Linked DNA regions of Homo sapiens: region 1 is linked to region 2. Evidence: read pairs that join two places in POLR2A ChIA-PET (ENCODE). Cell type or tissue: Panc1. All regions are shown on one strand. Region 1 overlaps YIF1B (Yip1 interacting factor homolog B, membrane trafficking protein). Region 2 overlaps SIPA1L3 (signal induced proliferation associated 1 like 3).

Region 1 (4,000 bases), 130 kb before region 2:
GACCTAGTTTTGTTCTTGTTGCCAAGGCTGGAGTGCAATGGCGCGATCTCAGGTCACCGCAACCTCCGCCTCCCGGGTTCAAGCGATTCTCCTGCCTCAGCCTCCCAAGTAGCTGGGATTACAGGCGCAGGCCACCACGCCCGGGGTGGTATAGACGGGGTTTCTCCATGTTGGTCAAGCTGGTCTCAAACTCCCGACCTCAGGTGATCCGCCCGCCTAGGCCTCCCAAAGTGCTGGGATTACAGGCGTGAGCCACCGCACCCGGCATGGAAGAGGATAATTCTGATCATGAAAAGTTACCCAGGAGAAGGAGATTTGTAGTGAGAGGGCAGGCTGGGCGTGCTGGCCTACACCTATAATCTCAGCACTTTGGGAGGTCGAGGTGGGCGAATCACTTGGGGCCAGGAGTTGGAGACCAGCTTGGGTAACAGCAAAATCCTATCTCTAATAAAAGTACACAAAATTAGCCGGGTGTGGTGGCGAGCACCTGTAATCCCGGCTACTTGGGAGTCTGAGGCTTGAGAATCACTTGAACCCAGGAGGCAGAGGTTGCACTGAGGCGAGATTGCACCAGCCTGGGCGACAGAGCAAGACTTCGCCTCAAAAAAAAAAAAAAAAAAAAAAAAAGAGGGTGATCCACCTGCCTTGGCCTCCCAAAGTGCTGGGATCACAGGCATGAGTCACGGTGCCCAGCCAACCAGCCTGGCCAACATGATGAAACCCCATCTCTACTAAAAATGCAAAAAAATTAGGTTGGGCGCAGTGGTTCACACCTATAATCCCAGGATTTTGGGAGGCCGAGGTGGGAGGATCACGAGGTCAGGAGTTCGAGACCAGCCTGGCCAACATGGTGAGACCCCATCTCTACTAAAAATAGAAAATTTAGCTGGGCGTGGTGGTGTGCGCCTGTAGTCCCAGCTACTCAGGAGGCTGAAGCAGAAGAATTGCTTGAACCTGGGAGGTGGAGGGTGCAGTGGGCCGAGATTTCACCACTGCACTCCAGCCTGGGTGACAGAGTGAGACTCCATCTCAAAAAAAAAAAAAAAAAAAATTAGCCGGGCGTGGTGGCGCGCACCTGTAATTCCAGCTACTCGGGCGGCTGAGGCAGGAGAATCGCTTGAACCCAGGATGCGGAGGTTGCAGTGAGCCAAGATTGCGCCATTGCACTCCAGCCTAGGCAACGAGCGAAACAACGCCTCAAGAAAAGAAAAAAAAGAGAGAGAGAAGGAAAGGCATTGGAGGCCTGTGCCAAGTAAACAAGTAGACATATGAATATATATTCAGAAATTATTGTGAGTGCTCAGAAGAGAAAAAGAAAGCACCACATGTTATGAGAAGGAACCAGACGAGGTTAGTGCATTACAGGGAGGAGTGAGGAAGGTCTCTGCAAAGGCAGGGGCCTCTGTGTGATATTGGGAGGTGCTGATGGAGGGAGGTTGTTCCAGGATGAAAGCTCTGCATATTCAAAAGCCAGTGGGGGCAAGGAGCTTGGCAGAGTCGGGGCCTGAAAGGCCATGTGGCTGGCTGGTGCATGGGATCCCCAGGAGAGGTTGCAAACCATGGTGGTTGGCAGGAGTGGGTCATGCAGGGCCTAGCAGGCCTTTGGATTTTTTTCAGAGCACAGTGAATAGTGATCTTAGGCAGAGGATGACGTGGTCTTATTTGTATTTAAAAAGATCACTCTGGGCCGGGTTAGGTGGCTCACGCCTGTAATCCCAGCACTTTGGGAGGCCGAGGCGGGCGGATCATGAGGTCAGGAGATCAAGCCCATCCTGGCTAACACGGTGAAACCCCGTCTCTACTAAAAATACAAAAAAATTAGCCGGGCGTGGTGGTGGGCGTCTGTAGTCCCAGCTACTTGGGAGGCTGAAGCAAGAGAATGGCGTGAACCCGGGAGGCGGAGCTTGCAGTGAGCTGAGATCACGCCACTGCACTCCAGCCTGGGTGACAGTGAGACTCCGTCTCAAAAAAAAAAAAAAAAGATCACTCTGGGTCAGGCACTGGTGGCTCACGCCTGTAATCCCAGCACTTTGGGAGGCCAAGGCAGGCAGATCACTTGAGCTCAGGAGTTCGAGACCAGCCTGCCCAAAATGGTGAAACCCCATCTCTACTAAAAATACAAAAATTACCTGGGCTTGGTGGCGTGCGCCTATAATCCTAGCTACACAGGAGGCTGAGGCAGGAGAACTGCTTGAACCCGGGAGGTGGAGGTTGTGGTGAGCCGAGATCGCACCATTGCACTCCAGCCTGGGTGACAAGAGCGAGAATCTGTCTAAAAAAAAAAGAAGAAGAAGTAGGGGAAAGAAAAGGGAAGTGGGGCTTGCAGAGAGGCTGGGGCCAGTGCTGCTTGCCTTGGAATTGAGGAGACCTGGGTCCGTCTTCAGGCTTCGAATAATTGAGAGGAAGGGTTCGAGGCTAGTAGCTGATCAGGAGTGACATGGATGGACTGCTTTCTGTGGGGCCAAGGAGTTTATGAGTGTCACAACAGCTCTGCAAGGTGGGACAGTTAACTCCGTTGTGTAGATGAGAACATCCAGGTGCAGAGAAAGTCATGACGTGGATAATTCGATTCCTCTCCCCATTCCCACTGTCATCTGATCACTCATTCCCTGTGCCTGCAATAGTGGGTGGCACATAGTAGGATCTCAGCAGATATTTGCAGGGTAGCATTGGTTATTGATTAGGAACAGAGGCCCTGGAGGCAGAGTGCTGGGTTCAAATCCCGCCCTCCCTATTTTCTCCATCTCAGTAGAGAGCACTCCCATTTGCCTCATTACTCAAACCAGGATCTATAGAGACAGTATTGGCTCTTCCCACTTCTTTTTTTTTTAAAGAGGGCCTTGCTGTGTCGCCCAGGCTGGAGTGCAGTGGCATGATCTTGGCACTGCAGCCTTGACATCCCAGGTTCAAGCAGTCCTCTCACCTCAGCCTCTTGAATAGCTGGGACTACAGGTGCACGCCACCATGCCCTGCTATTTTATATTTTGTAGAGATGGGGTTTCACTATGTTGGCCAGGCTGGTCTTGAACTGAGTTCAGGTGATCTGCCTGTCTCAGCCTCGCAAAGTGCTGGGATTATAGACGTGAGACACCATGCCCAGCCTCTTACCACGTTTTTTGTTTTGTTTTGTTTTGTTTTTTTGAGATGGAGTCTCGCTCTGTAGCCCAGGCTGGAGTGCAGTGGCGCGATCTTGGCTCACTGCAACCTCCACCTCCCCGGTCCCGGTTCAAGCAATTCTCCTGCCTCAGCCTCCGGAGTAGCTGGGATTACAGGCACGCACCACCATGCCCAGCTCATTTTTGTATTTTTAGTAGAGATGGGGTTTCACCATGTTGGCCAGGCTGGTCTTGAATTTCTGACCTGGTGATCCACCTGCCTTGGCCTCCCAAAATGCTGGGATTACAGGCGTAAGCCACTGCGCCTGGCCTCTTCCCACTTCTTAACACACCTCCTCTGAGCACCCCTCAGCAAGTCCTGTCCCTCCTAGCTCTGAAACTGATCCAGAAATAACCCATTCCTCTTTTACACCCCCAGTCCTGTCTGCCATGGTCTCCCACCTGGATCACCCCAGCAGCCTCTCTCCCTTCCCTGCCCACCCCTCATCTGTTCCCCACGTGAGGCCACAGGGACCTTTTAAAAACTTTTGAAACCTGGCTCTCATACTATGACTTTGGGCAAAGGCCTGAGCCTCTTTAGGGCTTGCTTTTCTCATATGTAAAATGGGGATGATGATAGCATTGGCAGCTGGCAGAAACAGGGTGGTTGTGAAGATGAGATGAGTTCATCCACAGGATTATTGTAATATTTATCAGGCACAGCAGGGCTGGACTCCTGCTCTGCCACTCACTCAGTTTGGCCCTTTGCACAAGTCATTTTAGCTGTCTGGGCCTTGGTTTCCACACCTGTAAATTGGGAGTGGTCATTTATTCTGTTTTTTGTTTTTTGTTTTTTTTTTTTGAGACAGGGTCTCACTGTGTTGCCCAGGCTGGAGTGCAGTGGT
Region 2 (4,000 bases):
AGGAACTTTGGAAGGAGAGGAGAGAAGGGGCAGAAAAAATATTTGAAGAAATAATGGTTGGAAACTTCTTAAATCTGATGAAAACCTTACACATCCAAGAAGCTCAACAAACACCAAGTAGGAAAAATACAAAGAGATTCACACCTAGAAAAGGAGTTGAAAGTTAAATGCTGGCCGGGCGCGGTGGCTCACGCCTGTAATTCCAGCACTTTGGGAGGCCAAGGCGGGCAGATAACCTGAGCTCAGAAGTTCGAGACCAGCCTGACCAACATGGAGAAACTACATCTCTACTAAAATACAAAAAAATTAGCCAGGTGTGGTGGCGCATCCATATAATCCCAGTTACTTGGGAGGCTGAAGCAGGAGAATCGCTTGAACCCGGGAGGCGGAGGTCGCGGTGAGCCGAGATCACGCCATTATGCCGTTGCACTCCAACCTGGGCAAAAAGAGTGAAATTGTCTCAAAAAAAAAAAAAAAAAGAAAAGAAAAAAAGAAAAATGCTAAGATAAACATCTTGAAAGCATCAAGAAAAAGATGATGCATCGCATATAGAGGAGCATCAATACAATTAGCAGGCCTATAATCCCAGCACTTTGGGAGGCCAAGACGGGAAGATCACTCAAGCCCAGGAGTTGGAAACCAGCCTGGGAAACACAGTGAGACCCCACTTCTATAAAAAAGAAAAAAAAACACAATTAATTGCTGACTTCTCATTTAAAAGAATGAAATAAAATGTAACTTTTAAAGTGCTGAAAGAAAACAACTGTTAACCAGGAATTCTATACCCAGCAAAACCATCCTTGAAAAATGAAGGCAACAGAAAGATGTTCCTATATAAACAGAGATGGAGAGAATTTGTTGCTAGCACACCTGCCTGATACAAAATAATTTTAAAACTCCTCGGGTTAATCCCAGCACTTTGAGAAGCCAAGGCAGGTGGATCGCCTGTCAGGAGAGCTCGCAGCCTGGCCAATATGGTGAAACCCCATCTCTACTAAAAATACAAAAATTAACTGAGTGGTGGCGGGCACCTGTAATCTCAGCTACTCAGGAGGCTGAGGCAGGAGAACTGCTTAAACCCAGGAGGCAGAGGTTGCAGTGAGCTGAGATTGCGCCACTGCACTCTAGCCTGGGTGACAGAGTGAGACTCCATCTAAAAAAAAAGAAAAAAAAAGTCCTCAGGCTGAAAGAAATGACTCTAGACAATGACCTGAGTCAGTAGACAGAAATGAATAGCCCAAGATGGCAAACTGTGGTTTAAAATAAGATTCTATAAAAGTATATGCTTTCTTATTTCTTCTCTTAACTTCCTTAAAGACATAAGACTGTATAAGGCAATAATGACAATACTATACTGCTGGGTTAAAACACATATGGATGTTTATGATAAACAGAGCACAAAAAAGGGAGAAGGAAATAGGACAATATTGGAGAAAAGTTTTATATTTTATTGGAATTTAGTATTAACCTGAATTGCAGTGATAGACGCACATTATAATAACTAAAAAGATAGTTACACAAGAGTAGAATCCAAATGTTATACTAAATTATATATATTTTTTATTTTTAACTTTTGAGACAGAGTCTTACTCTGTCACTTAGGCTGGAGGGCAGTGGTGCAACCTTGGCCCACTGCAACCTCCGCCTCCCTGGCTCAAGCGATTCTCCTGCCTCAGCCTCCTGAGTAGCTGGGATTACGGGTGCATGCCACCACGCCCAGCTAATTTTTGTATTTTTAGTAGAGACAGGGTTTTGCCATGCTGGCCAGGCTGGTCTCGAACTCCTGACTTCAGGTGATCTGCCCGCCTGGGCCTCCCAAAGTGCTGGGATTTTACAGGTGTAAGCCACCACATCCGGCCTGAAACTGTATTTATTTACTACAGTATAAGGCAGTAAGGAAGAACAGAGGAGCAAGAAAGATAGTAGACATACAGAAACAATAGCAAAATGGCTAATGCAAATCCAACCATTAGCAGTAATAATTACATTTAACGTGAATGGTCTGAACACTCCCATCAAAAGGCAGGGATTGTCCGACTGGATTGAAACAGCAACTATGTAATGCTTTCCACAATTTAGCAACATCTATCAATGGAGCAAAGAGTAGGCATTGGTGAGGAGATGTCCAGGGAACTACTGAAGCATGTAACACCAAGAATGGTCAGGAATGCTTTCCCCAGGAGACAAGAGCATCAGAACTGAGAACTGAAGGATGACTGGCTTCAGCTTAACATTTGGCCTGGCTGGGTGTGGTAGCTCATGCCTGTAATCCCGGCACTTTGGGAGGCCAAGACGGGCAGATCATGAGGTCAGGAGATCGAGACCATCCTGGCTAACACAGTGAAACCCTGTCTCTACTAAAAATACAAAAAAATTAGCTGGGCATGGTGGTGGGCGCCTGTAGTCCCAGCTACTCGGGAGGCTGAAGCAGGAGAATGGCATGAATCTGGGAGGCGGAGGTTGCAGTGAGCCGAGATCGCACCATTGCACTCCAGCCTGGGCGACAGAGTGAGACTCCATCTCAAAAACAAAAACAAGACATTTGGCCTCCCAGAAATCCATGCAATAGAAAAGCCTGCACAAGGCCGGGCATGGTGGCTCATGCTGTAATCCCAGCACTCTGGGAGGCTTAGGTGGGAGAACTGCTGGAGCCCAGGAGTTGCTGTAGAGACTCTATCTAGGGACGGGGTCTTGCTATGTTGCCCAGGCTGGTCTTGAACTCCGGGGCTCAAATGATCCTCCCACCCCAGCCTCCCAAAGTGCTAGGATTACAGTTGTGAGGCACCATGCCCAGCCCTAGAGACCCTGCCTCCACAAAAAAATAAAAATAGCCAGGAATAATAGCACATGCCCATAGTCCCATAGTCTTAGCTACAAAACACACACACACACACACACACACACACACACACACACACACACACACACACCAAAAGCCTGCACAAGCACACACAGGCAGGTATGAGGACGGTCTCTGTAGTACTGTTTATAATCAGGAAAAGTTGGAAATGGCCAGGCTGGAGTGCAGTGGTGTGATCTCGGCTCGCTGCAACCTCTGCGCCTCCGGGGTTCAAGCGATTCTTGTGCCTCAGCCTCCTGAGTAGCTGGGATTATAGGCATTCACCACCATGCCTGGATAATTTTTGTATTTTTAGTAGAGACGGGGTTTCACCATGTTGGCTAGGCTGGTCTTGAACTTCTGGCCTCAAGTGATCCACCTGCCTCGACCTCCCAAGGTGCTGGGATCACAGGCATGAGCCACTGCGCCCTGCCGCAAGCATATCCTTATGATCAAAAACTATGCAGCCAGTGCAAAGGTCAATCTCTGTTTATGTATGAGGACAGATGGTCTGAACTATAGTAAATGGAAACGATGCATGGTATAAAACATGATTCTGTGTATTTAAGGGAAAAAATATATAGATAGATATACACACATATGTATAGAGAAAAAAAGAAATAAAGTAGAATTTTATACTTTTTTTTGTCCTTTTTTCCCCCTTTTTGTGGGGAATGGGGTCTCACTAAATTGCCCAGGCAGGTCTCGAACTCCTGTGCTCAAGCTATCCTCCTGCCTCTGCCTCTCTGAGAGCTGGGATTACAGGCATGAGTCACTGCGCCTGGCAAAATAAACTAGAATTTTTTTTTTTTTTTTTGAGATGGAGTCTTGCTCTGTCACCCAGGCTGGAGTGCAGTGGCGCAGTCTCAGCTCACTGCAACCTCCGCTTCCCAGGTTCACGTCATTCTCCTGCCTCAGCCTCCTGAGTAGCTGGGACTACAGGCGCCCACCACCACACCTGGCTAGTTTTTTCTATTTTTGGTAGAGATGGGGTTTCACCGTGTTAGCCAGGGTGGTCTCGATCTCCTGACCTCATGATCTGCCCACCTTGGCCTCCCAAAGTGCTAGGATTACAGGAGTGAGCCACCGCGCCCGGCCCAGCTAAACTAGAATTTTTAAAAAGTCACTGTATTTCTTGCAAGGTAAGGGTTAAGTGGCATG

The links. ChIA-PET counts read pairs that join two places held together with the same protein. Peaks named below come from ENCODE experiments on the same cell type or tissue, not always from the same donor. Only the 100,000 strongest peaks of a DNase experiment are listed, where the experiment ranks them.
Region 1: POLR2A ChIA-PET joins it to region 2 with 5 read pairs; 3 of 35 experiments call an interaction of 5 or more read pairs at or near these places.

The regions. Positions count from the first base shown.
Region 1 is chr19:38,311,244-38,315,243 of GRCh38, reverse strand. All of the region lies in intron 1 of YIF1B (Yip1 interacting factor homolog B, membrane trafficking protein), which reads left to right. Among named protein-coding and RNA genes, the nearest start is that of YIF1B, 2.7 kb to the left of the region's middle. In Panc1, no CTCF peak of the experiment used is centred here; no DNase peak of the experiment used is centred here; H3K4me3 peaks cover 579 bases; H3K27ac peaks cover 1,102 bases.
Region 2 is chr19:38,177,017-38,181,016 of GRCh38, reverse strand. All of the region lies in intron 15 of SIPA1L3 (signal induced proliferation associated 1 like 3), which reads right to left. Among named protein-coding and RNA genes, the nearest start is that of SNORD152, 16 kb to the right of the region's middle. In Panc1, no CTCF peak of the experiment used is centred here; no DNase peak of the experiment used is centred here.